Linked DNA regions of Homo sapiens: region 1 is linked to region 2. Evidence: chromatin contacts called from ENCODE Hi-C data. All regions are on one chromosome and are shown on one strand. The core of a region is the stretch at or near the end of the contact, and the rest is flanking DNA. Distances in the headings are between cores, read along the strand shown. Region 1 overlaps MAP3K5 (mitogen-activated protein kinase kinase kinase 5). Region 2 has its middle 49 kb from the start of IL20RA.

Region 1 (6,551 bases), core at 962-3,461, 380 kb before region 2:
CAAGAATAGCATTCTAAAACTGTCTTTGCCCTGTGAAAACAGAGAAATGCTTTGTTTTTATTTCACTTGGCTAATCCTTACATGATATATTATTTTAAATATCTCTTGTTCTGCTTCTTTCATGGCAGTTTTCCTATCTGTTGGTCAATGGCAGGAATAAGGGTTACATCTTTAACTAATTGACCAGAAATGAATAAAACTAAAAATACACACACACACCAACTCTTTTCGGTAGCATAGGACCTGAGGAACTTTCAGGACTCAGAGGAAATTGCTAGACTGCCAAATATGCTTCCTATCCCAGATATTTCTGTCCTCTGCAACCAGACACATGACCTACCAGGCTAGGAATAGTCTAAATAAGAAAACAGCAAAAGTTTAAGTTAATAGAAAGGAGAAGGGAAAAGAAAAAAAGAAGGATGTTACCTAGGAAAACTCAGGAGGCATAGCTGATAGGCTTTTCTAAATGAACACACTCAGCAGGAATATATGATATAATTTTAACTAGAAGTAACTAACAATAATGCTTAGCAGTCAAGGGCAACAGGCTTTGGAGTCAGGCAGTCGTAATCCCAAATTTTCCTAGCTATATCACCTTAGGCAAATGATTGAATTTCTTTGAGCTTCGGTTTGTGATACTAAAAAAATGCTAATAGAAAATACATCTTACAGAGCTCTTTTAAGAATTATTATTATTATTATTCTTTGTTTTGTGATTTTTTTGAGACAGGGTCTTGCTGTGTCGCCCAGGCTGGAGTGCAGTGGTGTGATCTCAGCTTACTGCAACCTCTGCCTCCTGGGTTCAAGAGATTCTCATGCCTCCCAAGTAGCTGGGATTACAGGCATGTGCTGCCACACCTGGCTAATTTTTGTATTTAGTAGAGACAAGGTTTCACCACGTTGGCCAGGCTGGTCTTGAACTCCTGGCCTCAAGTGATCCAACTGCCTCAGCTCCGCAAAGTGCTGGGATTACCACACCCAGCCTCTCCTTTAAGAATTTGAAAATGTATGCAGATAAAGCACTTGGTACCTAGCACATAGTGAATACTCAATAAGAAGCAGATAATATGTACAAGATAAATGAGCACAGTTTAGACATCATTAGCCTTTTTAAGGAACTACTTCAATCAAATGCCAATAACACTCCTAGACAAAGGCTAGCTTAAAACAATAAGCCAGTTTATTTGTCCCGGACATATGTGTGGTAAGATTAGCTTTATCTCTTTCTCTCAAATGTAAGTTTGCTTCATTTAAAAATACTTCCCTAGGAAAGAATGGGCACAAAATTAAACCACCAGATACTAGCAGGAGCAAGAGCAAAAAAATGTAGAAAGTAAAAAATCTCCAACATAATAGGGCCTGCTTAAATAAACTTAATCTATCTAGGTGATCTAGGTGTGGCAGCTCACACCTATAATCCCAACCCTTTGGGAGGCCAAGGTGGGAGAATCGCTTGAACCCAGGAGTTCAAGACCAGCCTGGGCAACATGGCAAAACCCCATCTCTACAAAAAAGAGAAAAATTAGCTGGGTGAGGTAGCATGCATCTGTAGTCCCAGCTACTCAGGAGGCTGAGGAGGGAGGATCACTTGAACGCAGGAGGTCATGGCTGCAGTGAGCTGTGATCACGACACTGCATTCCAGCCTGGGTGAGAGAGCGAGATCCTGTCTAAATAAATAAATAAATACATACATACATAAACTTAACCCAAAGAAAAATGAAAAGAGCTAAATAAAATAATTCCTTCATCAAATGCTAATATGGGTTGCAAATAGCAGCAAATCAAAATGTCTAATTAAAAATGAGTTACAACATTTTATGATGTACTAATTAAAGGGGTAAATCTGGAGGAAAATTAAGGAGGGGCTTAAGGATTGCTCCAGGTAAAGGATTGCTCTAGGATAAAAAAACAGACTTAGGACAAGTAGGGGCAAATCTCTTAGAACTGTTTCAGAGTATTCTGGAAAGGGATATACCTGTCAATCACCAGCACAATGCCTGGCATGTAGTAGGTATGTTTGCTCAATGAAGTTCTGCAGATTTCTCAAAGAAAGCCACACATGCTTTAAATACTCAGAATGCAAAATACTACTGACTTTTTTGCATGAAATATGGGTTAGAGATACTCATATAACAATTGCTAAGTCATTAGTAATATGGTTAAGGATTCTAGAGCTCAATGTCCCAAGGTTGGCTCAGATTTGGGAACTGGAAGACAGAGCTGAGAAAAAGCCACATGAAGCTAGCTGGAAGTTTCACAAAGGAAATGGATGATGGCAAGCTCAGCATGCGATTCACTGAACTGTGGGATGCTTTTCAAAGAATCACACAGTGTAAAATCACTTGGCCTTGCAAAAAGCATTTTAGGCAAACTTCTTTGGATGGAGGAAATGCCTTTATAGCAGTAAGCTCCTATTACTGGAGAGAATGACATCGAGACAGGTTGAATTTTGTAGACAAACATAGTAAGTTTCTCCTCCTTTTCTCCCATCTTAGTTTAAATCATACCCTAGTGAAAGAGGAAGGCAACTATTTGGGTATACTCAGAATTTCTCAGAGCACTTTCAAGTAGGAAGTGTACTTTTAGTTGGGAGACTGGTGGGCACCATGAAGCTCCCAAAAGTGACAAAGCATGGAGGCTTGACCATACCTTATGCAATCTCCCTTCTCCACGTCGGCGCTAATGACTTCCTATTAACACAGTCTCCTCCGCTACAACCATGACTGAAACTCAGAACTCAGTGTGAACTTTTTTCCTACTCGTGTCATCAAATTTCTACAGTGAATTCTCGATAAACCTCCCAATTTGACAAGTAATTGATGCATACTAACCAAACATATAAAAGTCTTTCACAAATAAAAGCTACTTAAAATGTTTGGATGACAAACCGGTATCCCTGAAATGCTGATGTTAAAATGAAACATTCAGTAAACAAGGGAGGTACCTTCAGTGACTGCAGAGAGTCCGAGTTAGTATCACAGTAGAGGATGATGTTGTTGGCCATGCTGAAACTTTCTCTCACCCCAAGGTGGTAAAACAAGGACGGCTGCCGGAAGGCATCGCTCATCTCCACCACCGCAATATCTGCAAACAGAAAACAAAGTCCCCCAAAGAATGACACCCAAATAATGCCCAATCAGCACATTTTGGTTTGAATTATCTTAGTATTCAAAAGAGGAAATAAGGAAACGATAGGGATTTTCTCTCTTCATTTATCACTGAATTTTGAATTTGCAGCTCTACCTGGAAGTGGTTTTATAAAATGTAACAAACCTCCTTTTTCTGTTTTTAAGAGACAAGGTCTTGCTCTGTCACCCAGACTGGAGTACAGTGACATGATCATGGCTGACTGCAGCCTTGAACTCCTAGGCTCAAATGATCCTCCCACCTCAGTCTCCCTAGTAACTGGGACTACAGGCATGTGGCATCACGCCCAGCTAATTAAAAAATTTTTTTAGAGACAGGGTCTTCCTATGTTTCCCAGGTTGAACTCAAACTCCCGGCCTCAAATAATCCTCCTGCCTCGGCTTTCCAAAATGCTGGGATTACAGGTGTGAGCCACCATGCCTGGCCCAAACCTGCATTTTTTTTAAAGAAGAAGGAGATCATGTGATTACTGGAAACCGAGGAGAATTTGCAACGGTGGGAAGCAGGGGCTAATGCTCTCTCATAAATTTCAACATTAAAACACGTTAACTAAGGTTCCAAATAAGGAAATTAAAAAAAAAAAAACAGATTCATTAAAAAATAGCAGTAACATATATAAAACGAGATTTTTAAAAAATAAATAGGTAAGCTTATTAGTTAATCCAGAACTGGGTTTTAGAGTTAAATAACTGATATCTAGTAAGTCCCTGGTAAGTATAATCAAGAACAAAAGAGAGAAAAAAGGTATAGAAAATATAACAAAGGGGAATATAACCACAGATGCAAATCCATCCAAGGCTCAAAGATGACCAGTAACAAGGTAGTAGAAATTTGATATCAAAATTTGACAATGTCACAAAAACGAAATTTAGATTAGTCTAAAACTCCTTTATGGCTATAAACAAAAATATGAAAGAAAAACTAACAAAATGTACCAAGTGTTATAAGACCTAGATCGTGAGTTTAAAATTTATTTGCAGAATGCAAGGATAGCTCAATGGAAAAAACTCATCAGCATCTCGAACATGCTCCAAGTACATTAATTAAAATTCTCAATCCATTTCTCATTAAAAATAATTGCTGAGCTGGGCACAGTGGCACGCACCTGTAATCTCAGCTACTCAGGAGGCTGAGTTGAGAGTATCACCTGAGGCCAGGAGTTTGAGGCCAGCCTGGGCAACAGAGCAAGACCCCTAGCTCTAAGAAGAATAAAAATTTTAAATTAAAAAATAATAACTTCAAATTAAAAATATAAGGGCATTTCCTTAACATAGAGAATATATGTTTCATAACAACTTCCAACTTTGTGCATCTAGGTATTCCCATGAAAATCAGAAATAAAGGCTGTCATCTATTCCCACAACTTACTATATAATGGCTTTCTGAAAATCCCAGCCACTGCAATAAGATTTCTAGAAAGTAAGAAGATATAATTCTAGAAAATAAAATAGATAATTATCTCTATTTGCAGATGTTGTGGATGTCAACCAAATACCCCAACAGACTTAGCTGAATAGCTATTAGAAGTAATAATACAATTTAGTAAGGCATCAAGATGCAAAACTATTATGAAAACAAAGAGCTTCCTTTGCAATTGCAATAAACATTTAGGAAATATAAAACAGAAGCCATTCATAATTACAATGAAAATGTTAATATATAACAAATTTAAAAGAAGATAATTTCTTAAAAATATATGCAATATGTGAGAGATGAAAGGTTAATATCTTTATAAATCATCTCTTATGATCAATTTAAAATAACTCAGCAATGATAAAAACATTACATTAGACAATCATGCTATAGACATCAACAAGCAAATTCATGGAAATTTAAAATGGTAAATAAATATATGAGAAATTACTCTCCATCTTGCTTCTAATAAATGCACATTAAACCAACTATAAAATGCCAATTGTTTTGCCTAAGAAGTGGGCAAAGTAAAGGAGTCAATGAAAATGCAGAGAAATGACACTCTTTTATGCTGTGGGAAGTGTAAACTTTCTTTTCTTTTTTTTTTCCTTTTTTTTTTTTTTTTTTTAAGGCAGACAGTTCTCAGTTTGTTGCCCATACTAGAGTGCAGTGACAAAATCATAGCTCACTATATATGCACAGCCTCAAAATTCTGGGCTCAAGCGATCCTTCAGCCTCAGCCTCCTGAGTAGCTGGGACTACAGGCATGTGTCACCATGCCTGGCTAATTTTTTAAAATTTTTTGTAAACACAGGTATCACTATGCTGCACGGGCTGGTCTCAAACTCCTGACCTCAAGCAATCCTTCTGCCTCAGCCACCTAAAGTGCTGGGATTACAGGCATGAGCCACCACACCCCAGCCAAGTGTAAACTTTCTAGAAGGCTTAAATCCTAAAAATTATGTACACTCTGACCCAATAATTCCATTCCTTGGAATTTACTCTGAGAAAATTATTATAAATGTGAATAGATTTACCCGTCCATTGAAAAAATATTTTTTTACAATAAAATAATGGAAAATGTCTAAATACCTATCAGTAAGAAAATGTTTATATACGTGTGTATGTGTATATATGTAATAATGATATATATGTATATAATAATTTCAAATAATGGGATATCATGAAACCAAAGAAAAAGAAAAAAGTAGAATAAGACTTAGCAACAGGGGATAAATCCAAACTATATCAAGTAAAAATAAAAAGTAAAATATAATATACATACTGCCAGGTATAGCATATACATTAAAAATATAATGTATACATTATAATGAGTGCATTATGATGTTTACATTCATGTATATATCCATGTGCATAAAAAATACCTGAAAAGTTGTACACCAACTTTTGTTGGTAATAGCTGTGTTATAGGGATTATGAATTATTTTATTTTTCTATTTTATATCTTCTATATTTCCCACGATTTCTATTATGAACATTGATTACTTTCACAATTTAGGAATCTATCAAAATATAAAATGAACAACATTCAAGACCTGTGTGATGGAATATAAAACCAAAGTGCAGCACATAAAAATACTGCAGATGCTTGAGAAGCTGTTTGGTGCAAAGTCCACCTTGTCTAATGAGCATGAAATTAGCATTAAACTTTGGTGAATGAGAAATCAATCAGATGAAATGGAGGTAAAAGACACAGAAGTTTATGAAATGGGAAGACAGGTCAAAGGAGCTTCAGAAGTTTTTTTTCCCCCCTCAAGGCTAAAAATGACTTAAGGGCTCTTTAATACAAATAAAGAGTTTTCTTTTGGGGTCCTCAACATTTCTGCATCAAAAATCAACACATGACAAAAGTGAGTCATTGCATCCTACCCACACAGCCCAGCTGCCTCCTGCACCCACACAGCTTCCTCCTCCCACAGGTGCCAGCCACTCAGCAGTCAATCACATTGCTTTAAAATCAAGAAGCTGT
Region 2 (7,197 bases), core at 4,368-6,867:
CCCCCGAATTCACATGTTGAAACCTAGTCACCAGTGTGATGACATTAGGCAACAGGGCCTTTGGAGGGGGCGATGAAATATGAGGGTGAAGCCCTTGTGAATGAGATTAGTGCCCTTATAAAAGGGACCCCAGAAAGCTCCCTCCCCCTTCTGCTATATGAAGACATAGCAAGAAGGTGCCATCTGTGCACCAGGAAGAGGGTGTTCACCACATACGGAATCTGCCAATGCCTTGATCTTGAACTTCCCAGCCTCCAGAACTTGGAGAAATAAATTGCTGTTGTTTATAAGCTACCCAGTTTGTAGTACTTTGTTATGGCTGCCCAAACAGACTAAGACACCCCTGGACTCTAGACCAGGCAGGGATTATCATGGGGCAATGTGGGGAAAGCAAGAAAGAACCTCAAATGTCTCTCCTGGTCTCACTGCCTCCACCAAGGAGGCATCTTCATCTCAATATTATATAGGATGGAAAACATCAAGGTAATAAGTAGAGCTTAAATCTGCATAGAAGTCAAGAATTGGGGATGCAGAGGGCAAAAACTAAGAAGAAATGTTCAGAGAGTCACCAAAATTAAACGTCTCATAGGTGAGAGATAGAGTTATATATACTGAAGAAGGTATAGCAAATAAGCAAGCCGAAAGATGCTCCACGAATACCGTTATCATTAGGGTGATGCAGATTAAAACCACAATGAGATATACCTCTATTACAGTGGCACAAATCTAAAAAAAAATGGACAATATCAAATATTGGTGAAGAGGAGATGGAGCAACCAGAACGCTGTCACACTCTTGATTGGAACATACAACAGTACGATCACAACAGAAAATCATTTGACAGTTCCTTAAAAAGTGAAAATACACTTACTATAGGTCCCAGCCTTTCACTCCTATGTCACTCCTATTTACCCAAGAAAAATAAAAGCATCCGTCCATACAAAGAGTCTGTCACAATGTGTGGACGAGACTATTTGTAATATCTCTAAAGTGGAAACAATCCAAGTACCTATCAACAGGTGAATGGATAAACACATTGTGATATACTCGTATGGTGGCATTCTACTCAGAAATAAAAAGTAATGAACTATTGATATAACACAACACATGGATGAATCTCAAGATAATTATGCCAAGTTAAAGGAGCCAGACAAAAATAGAATATACTATATGATTCTCTTGATATGAGATTCTATAAAATGCAAGCTATCCATAGTGAAAGAGAGCAGACAAGTGAAAGATTGCCTGTGGACAGAGAGGAGGGTAGGATGGCGAGGTGGGACAGAGTACACAGGGGTGTGATGAGACTTCTGTGGATGATGGATGCATTCAATATCTTAGTTGTGGTGATGGTTTCATGGATGTGTGCTGATGTCATAAGTTATCAAATTGTGCACTGTAAATATGTACAATTTATTTTATGGCAATGGATGTAATTTGGTTGCTTTTCTCCTCCAAATGTTTTTCCTCTCATGTTGAAATGTGACCCCCGATGTTGGAGGTGGGGCCTGGTGGGAGGTGTTTGGATCATGGGGATGGATCCCTCATGAATGGCTTGGTGTCATCCTCATGGTGATGAGTCTGTTCTCACTCTATGAGTTCACATGAGATCTGGTTGTTTAAAAACAGCCTGGCACCTCCTCCCCGTTTCTCCTGCTCCCCTCTTGCCATGTGACATGCATGCTCCCCCTTTGCCTTCTGTGATGATTGGAACCACCCCGAGGCCTCACCAGGAGCAGATGCTGGTGCCATGCTTGTACAGCCTGCAGAACTGTGAACCAAATAAACCTTTTTTTCTTTGCAAATTACACAGCCTCAGGTATTCCTCGAGCAATGCAAATAGACTAACACAGCAATTAAATGCCAATAAAACAATTAATCTTAAAAAACCTCACTAACCTTTTTGGAGCACCCTGTTTATTGCTGTGGGTGTGTGACAGCTGGAAGACAGGGCTCATGGAAAGGTCAAAGGAGGCATGGGCACCCATTCCCCTTGCCCCTGTTGTTGCTGCAGATGGTATGTTGCTCAATATCATATCAGTATGACTACCCGGAATCCTGGGTGATAAGAAGTACAACTGGAGACTGGGACACACACAGTGACTGCTTCTGCAGTGTGGGGATTCTGTATAAAAGCCCTTCCCCCTGGCTCTAGGTACTGGCCACCCTCCCAAGGGATGTGAGATATTTCTGCAATCACTTACCTCCTTCCTCCTCCTGTTTCTCTCCAGCCTGTGCAGTGCAGGGAAGAGCACTGGCTCTCATGCCATACTGCTGGGGTCTGCTTTTGTGCTTCCCCACCTGGTGGCTCTGAGATCTTAGCCAAGCACTGTACCTTCCTGGGGCTGCTGTAACAAAGCACCACAAGTTGGGTGGCTTAGAACAGCAGAAATATGTCGTCTCACAGATCTGCGGGCTGCAAGTCAGACCATGATGTTAATAGGGTTGATTCCTTCTGAGGGCCACCAAGGAGACTCTGTTCCAGGCCTTACTCCAAGCTTCTCGTGGTTTGCCAGCAATCTTTGGCATTCTTTGGCTTGCAGCAGCATAATTCCAGTCTTTTTTGTGTGTATGACAGGGTCTCTCTCTGTCGCCCAGGCTGGAGTGCAGTAGTGCAATCTCGGCTCACTGCAACTTCTGCCTCCCGGGTACAAGCGATTCTCCTGCCTCAGCCTCCCGAGTAGCTGGGATTATAGGCACCCACCACCATGCCCGGATAATTTTTGTATTTTTAGTAGAGACAGCATTTCACCATGTTAGTGGGGCTGGTCTCAAACTCCTGACCTCAAGTGATCTGCCTGGCTCGGCTTCCCAAAGTGCTGGGATTACAGGCATGAGCTACCGTGTCTGGCCATTACATGGTATAATCACTGTGTGTGTGTGTCTGTGTTTTCACATAGCATTCTTTTTGAAGGACACCAGTCATATTGGATTAAGGGCCCACTCTACTCCAATAAGACCCCATCTTAACTAATTACATCTGCAACCATCATATTTTTGAATAAGGCCGCATTTGGGGTACTGGGAGTTAGAACTTTAACATATGAATTTTGTGGAGACACAATTCAACCTTTGAAAACAACAGATTTAACATCTCAGTCTTCTCATCTATAAACCAGGGATATTAGTAACATCCACATTGCAGAGTTGGTGTAAAAAAGATTCAGTCATTTCCTAGACAACCGCTGTAACCAGCTAAGCCTTGAAGCCACATGCTCAGTCATTTAGAACATGTTAAGCACATCGAGACATCTCTGGCTCACAGCTAGCAGCTGGTAAATGTGAGCCATCATTATTTTTCACAACTACATGTGCAGATTTTGACCCTGGGAGAATTTTTTGTTCTAGATTTACACACTAACACCCCTCCCATCTGACCTTTGACCAAGGTTTTTACTACACGTATAAAAATAATAATATAAAGGAGTATGAGCCAAGTACTAAAGTCCTGAGGAGGTGATATCTCTGTGTGCCAAGCAGTCACGGAAGCCTTCATGGGTGATGTTAGAAGACTGTTTTAGTCTGTGCTTGCACTACTATCAAGAACTATCTGAAACTGGGCAATTTATAAAGAAAAGAGGTTTAATTGGCTCATGGTTCTGCAAGGCTGTGCAGAAAGCATGGTGGCTTTTGCTTCTGGGGAGGCCTCAGGAAGCTTCCAATTGTGGTAAAAGGCAAAGGGAGAGCAGGAGTCTTACATGGCTGGAGCAGCAGCAAGAGAGAGGAAGTGGGGAGGTGCTGCACACTTTTAAATGACCAGATCTCATGAGAACTCACTCACTATCATGAGAACAGCACCAAGGGGATGCTGCGAAACTACTGACAAGAAATCGCTCCAATTGTCCAATCATCTGTCACCAGGCCCCACTTCCAACACTGGGGATTACAATTTGACATGGGATTTGGGTGGAGACATGTATCCAAACCATATTACAGACCTTGAAGATGGGGAAGGGGATTGAATCCTTTGATCAAAATCCCATTTTGTGCCTCTGATTTTGGGAAAAATTACTGATCTTCCTTGAACTTCAATTTCTCTATAAAATGGCAATAATATAGTTGTTGCATTGATTAAATGAGACAAGGTAAAGTGTTTGTCAGATGCCCCAAACCCAATAGGTGCTCAGTGAATATTTTTTAAAAATATAGAAGTTATGTTGTGGGCAAAGACTTGGGCAAATTATTAGGAACAAGACTGTAGCTTTTGGGCAGAGCACAGTTGGACTTACTGGCTCAGTAATTCCACATTTGAGTAGAACAACAACTAGTTTCTCAATGATGACACATCAGGATCAAACACCCGGGGGACCTCTCCTGCAATTGCTGTTCTCTTTGAAGAAGCTCCTTTTAAATAGAAGACAGTACCTTGAAATATGGCCACAGGAGGTCAGTAGCGTGCTGTGGTTCTACGCAGAAGCAAAAAAACAGTCCCCTCTAAGCATCTTTAAGCCATAAATTCCTTGTTGTAAACTAAGAATATGTTATTCCTTCCATATTTTCAGATAAATTGACAGCTAAGCTTAAAGAAATTATGCTTTCAGCTTGTAATATGGAATAGACAGGCACTAACTTATTCTTAAAGACTCTTATTATGACACGGCTGTGTTTGAAGAAATGGTTTTGTTTTGTTTTTTAATGAAACCTGTGTTTTGGTCAAGAGTGTTACCACATTCAGATCACAACTTTTCTAAGGAAATACACTCAAAGACACCTAACATTTGAGTGAGATTAATCATAATGTAAGATTTCTGTGATGTGTGCAATGGGGCTTCAATATCTTAGATCTCACCATGATGGGCAATTGCTTGTCTTTTTCGAGCCTTGATTTCTCATCTTTAAGACAGGAGTGACGCGGCTGTTGTCATAATTAAGTGAGGAAATGTAGTTAAAGCACCGACCACCAAGCCCTAAACATTTTGTGCTTCTGGATGCCCAGTATCCTTCCTGTTTGGGGAGAATCTGAAGATGGGTGAGGGACAGGGCTTGTCCCTCGCCGCAATGGAAGTCAAAGGGGGACGATCTTTCTTCGACTCTTTGACCCCTGGCTGCTGGAGCATGGTCATGTGACCAAAGCGTGGCTGGGCATCTCAAAGGCTCAGCCACTTGCATATTATTTGTGATGTCAGGTGTAGGCTAGTGGCGTAATAGCAAGCACCCGGGATCAGCAGGTCCCTGCAGGATGTTGGCGGGGCTTTGCCTACCTTCGTTTCTGCCTAAGTATGCTGAGTTTTCCCAACAACGCTGGGAGCTTATTTATATCCTTCTAACAAATTCAGGTTAGCCAGAAAATCTACTGTTGTTTGCAACCCAAAACACTGAAGAGTGTAAGATTCAAGTTTAAGTTTATGGTAAATGTGCAAAATTACTCGTTAAAGGATTCTGGCTGGTATATAATAGAGTTTTCTCCTGAGGTTTTTTCCACAGTACAATCGATGATTGTAAAAGAAAAGCTGAATAATTGAAAAAAGGCCTAGTGTTTTGACATGACAATAGAAATAATATTTACTAGACACAGAGAGCAGGGTTTCAACCATCCTGTAATTGTCAGCCATGCAGCAGGGCTGTCTGAGGACAGCTGTGCATGTAAATCATCACTGGTTGCCTGGATGAGATAACTAGGTTACTGGTGGCTTCCCCTTCTTCTGGCTTCAGAGGTTGCACCCAAACTCAGTTTCCCATGGGCCCAGTGACTTCCTCTCTCATATCCTCCCACACCAGACCTTCAATGAGACTAAATGGAAATATCTCTGAAATCCACTGATGAGAGAGCAGTAGAACTAACACTGTATATATGTGTGTGTGTACATACTTCAGTATGAAAACAGGAATTCCTATGCATAAATGGCATAACAACACCATATGGCCCCTCACCAATGCATCAGAAGGTAAATAGCTTCTCTTCAGATGATGTTAGAAGAATCATTTGTCCAGTTATTCAAGTTAAATGTCATTTACTTTTGAAATGTTTCTTTGTGATTTAAAGCCTGTCACTAAAAACAAACCCCACACCACCACCACAAAACAAAAACCAAAAAATAAAAGCAAACCACTGCTCTTTGCTTCTCAAACTCTCTCACTGCCTGATATCACACTCACCAGGAAATTTTCTTGGTGATAGAACTTCCATTTCCTCACTGTCTCCCTCACCACCTACCCTACCTCCCATCAGCCCTGGCCTTGGGAATGAAGTGGTCAGAGAAAATGATCTCCTCATAAATGTCTGATGAAAATCGGCTTGCCACCCTGTAACATGGGAAGACATTTGTATCATCTATATTCTAGGTTGATCATAAAACCATCTTATAAAATTGGTTAATTATGCTGGGGTTCAACTGTTTATTATGTCAGACAAGTAGGGTTTTGGGGCAGGTCTGAGATGAAGAGATTGGTAGTAAGGGAAGACTCAATTTATAGCTTTTATTACCAGTAAAATCTGAAGCCTTGCAAAACCTCAATGGTGCCCAATTATATAAAAACATGGTAATTTTTCTTGCATCATCAATATTTAAAAGCCACTTGGCTGACCATGTTGGGACACCTATGTTTTGAAGCATGTGAGGAAACATCTGTGAGCACATTTACAGTATTCCATCAAATAATACGCTTCAAATTCAAGAGGAGTAATTTCAAATTAGTAATGTTTACAGACATGTCTGCATCCATTGTACCTAAAAGAAAGTTAAAATGAGATAAAAATCTGGGAAAAAAAGGTGGCAGCTCATTTCCCACAATCTCCCTTGCTTTTTTAAACTCTTACTTTGAACTTACTGCTTTTTGCATGATAGTCTTCTGCCTTAATTCTTGAATTTTCCAAATTGATGTTAAAGTCTTTAATGACTCCTTTTTATACCAAATAACTCTCTCTTTTTTTCTTTTTACCAACTCTCTGATATGCAAATGTATGTCTGGAGTACCATAAAAAGGATTTTATTTTTCAAAAATAAACAAAGGGAGAATGTAGGTAACAAAATCTAATACAGAAGATGTATTTAACATCATGGTATAGTAGAAAAAAACAAGTTATTCTGTCTTGCATCATTGATGTTTATAAGTCACTTGATGAGCCATTATGAAACATCTCTGTTTGTAACATGCAAAGTTAACAGCTGGGTCATATTTATAGCATTCTACTCAATACCATGCCTCAGAGTCCAGGTTGAGAATTTGTGATTTGCAATTGATAGGCATATTTGCCTT

The links. Hi-C counts contacts between places; a loop is a spot of excess contacts on that map. Pooled maps may share reads with other maps.
Region 1: a map with no recorded cell type shows a loop between it and region 2 (7-fold over the local background). The contact joins two enhancer-like sites. A Hi-C loop is called at or near these places in 23 of 37 single-sample maps with no recorded cell type and 5 of 50 pooled maps.

What each region holds. Positions count from the first base shown.
Region 1 is chr6:136,717,505-136,724,055 of GRCh38, forward strand. MAP3K5 (mitogen-activated protein kinase kinase kinase 5) reads right to left here. Exons shown (of 30, transcript NM_005923.4): 2 at 2,946-3,085. Among named protein-coding and RNA genes, the nearest start is that of MAP3K5-AS2, 63 kb to the right of the region's middle. RefSeq lists an enhancer at 6,407-6,456. Within about 2 kb of position 2,212, at least 5 of the 41 ENCODE cell types and tissues checked have a DNase peak (open chromatin) inside an H3K27ac peak, as active enhancers do.
Region 2 is chr6:137,090,159-137,097,355 of GRCh38, forward strand. No RefSeq gene overlaps it. Among named protein-coding and RNA genes, the nearest start is that of IL20RA, 49 kb to the left of the region's middle. RefSeq lists enhancers at 4,162-4,211, 4,232-4,481, 5,889-6,028, 6,942-7,111. Within about 2 kb of position 5,618, at least 4 of the 41 ENCODE cell types and tissues checked have a DNase peak (open chromatin) inside an H3K27ac peak, as active enhancers do.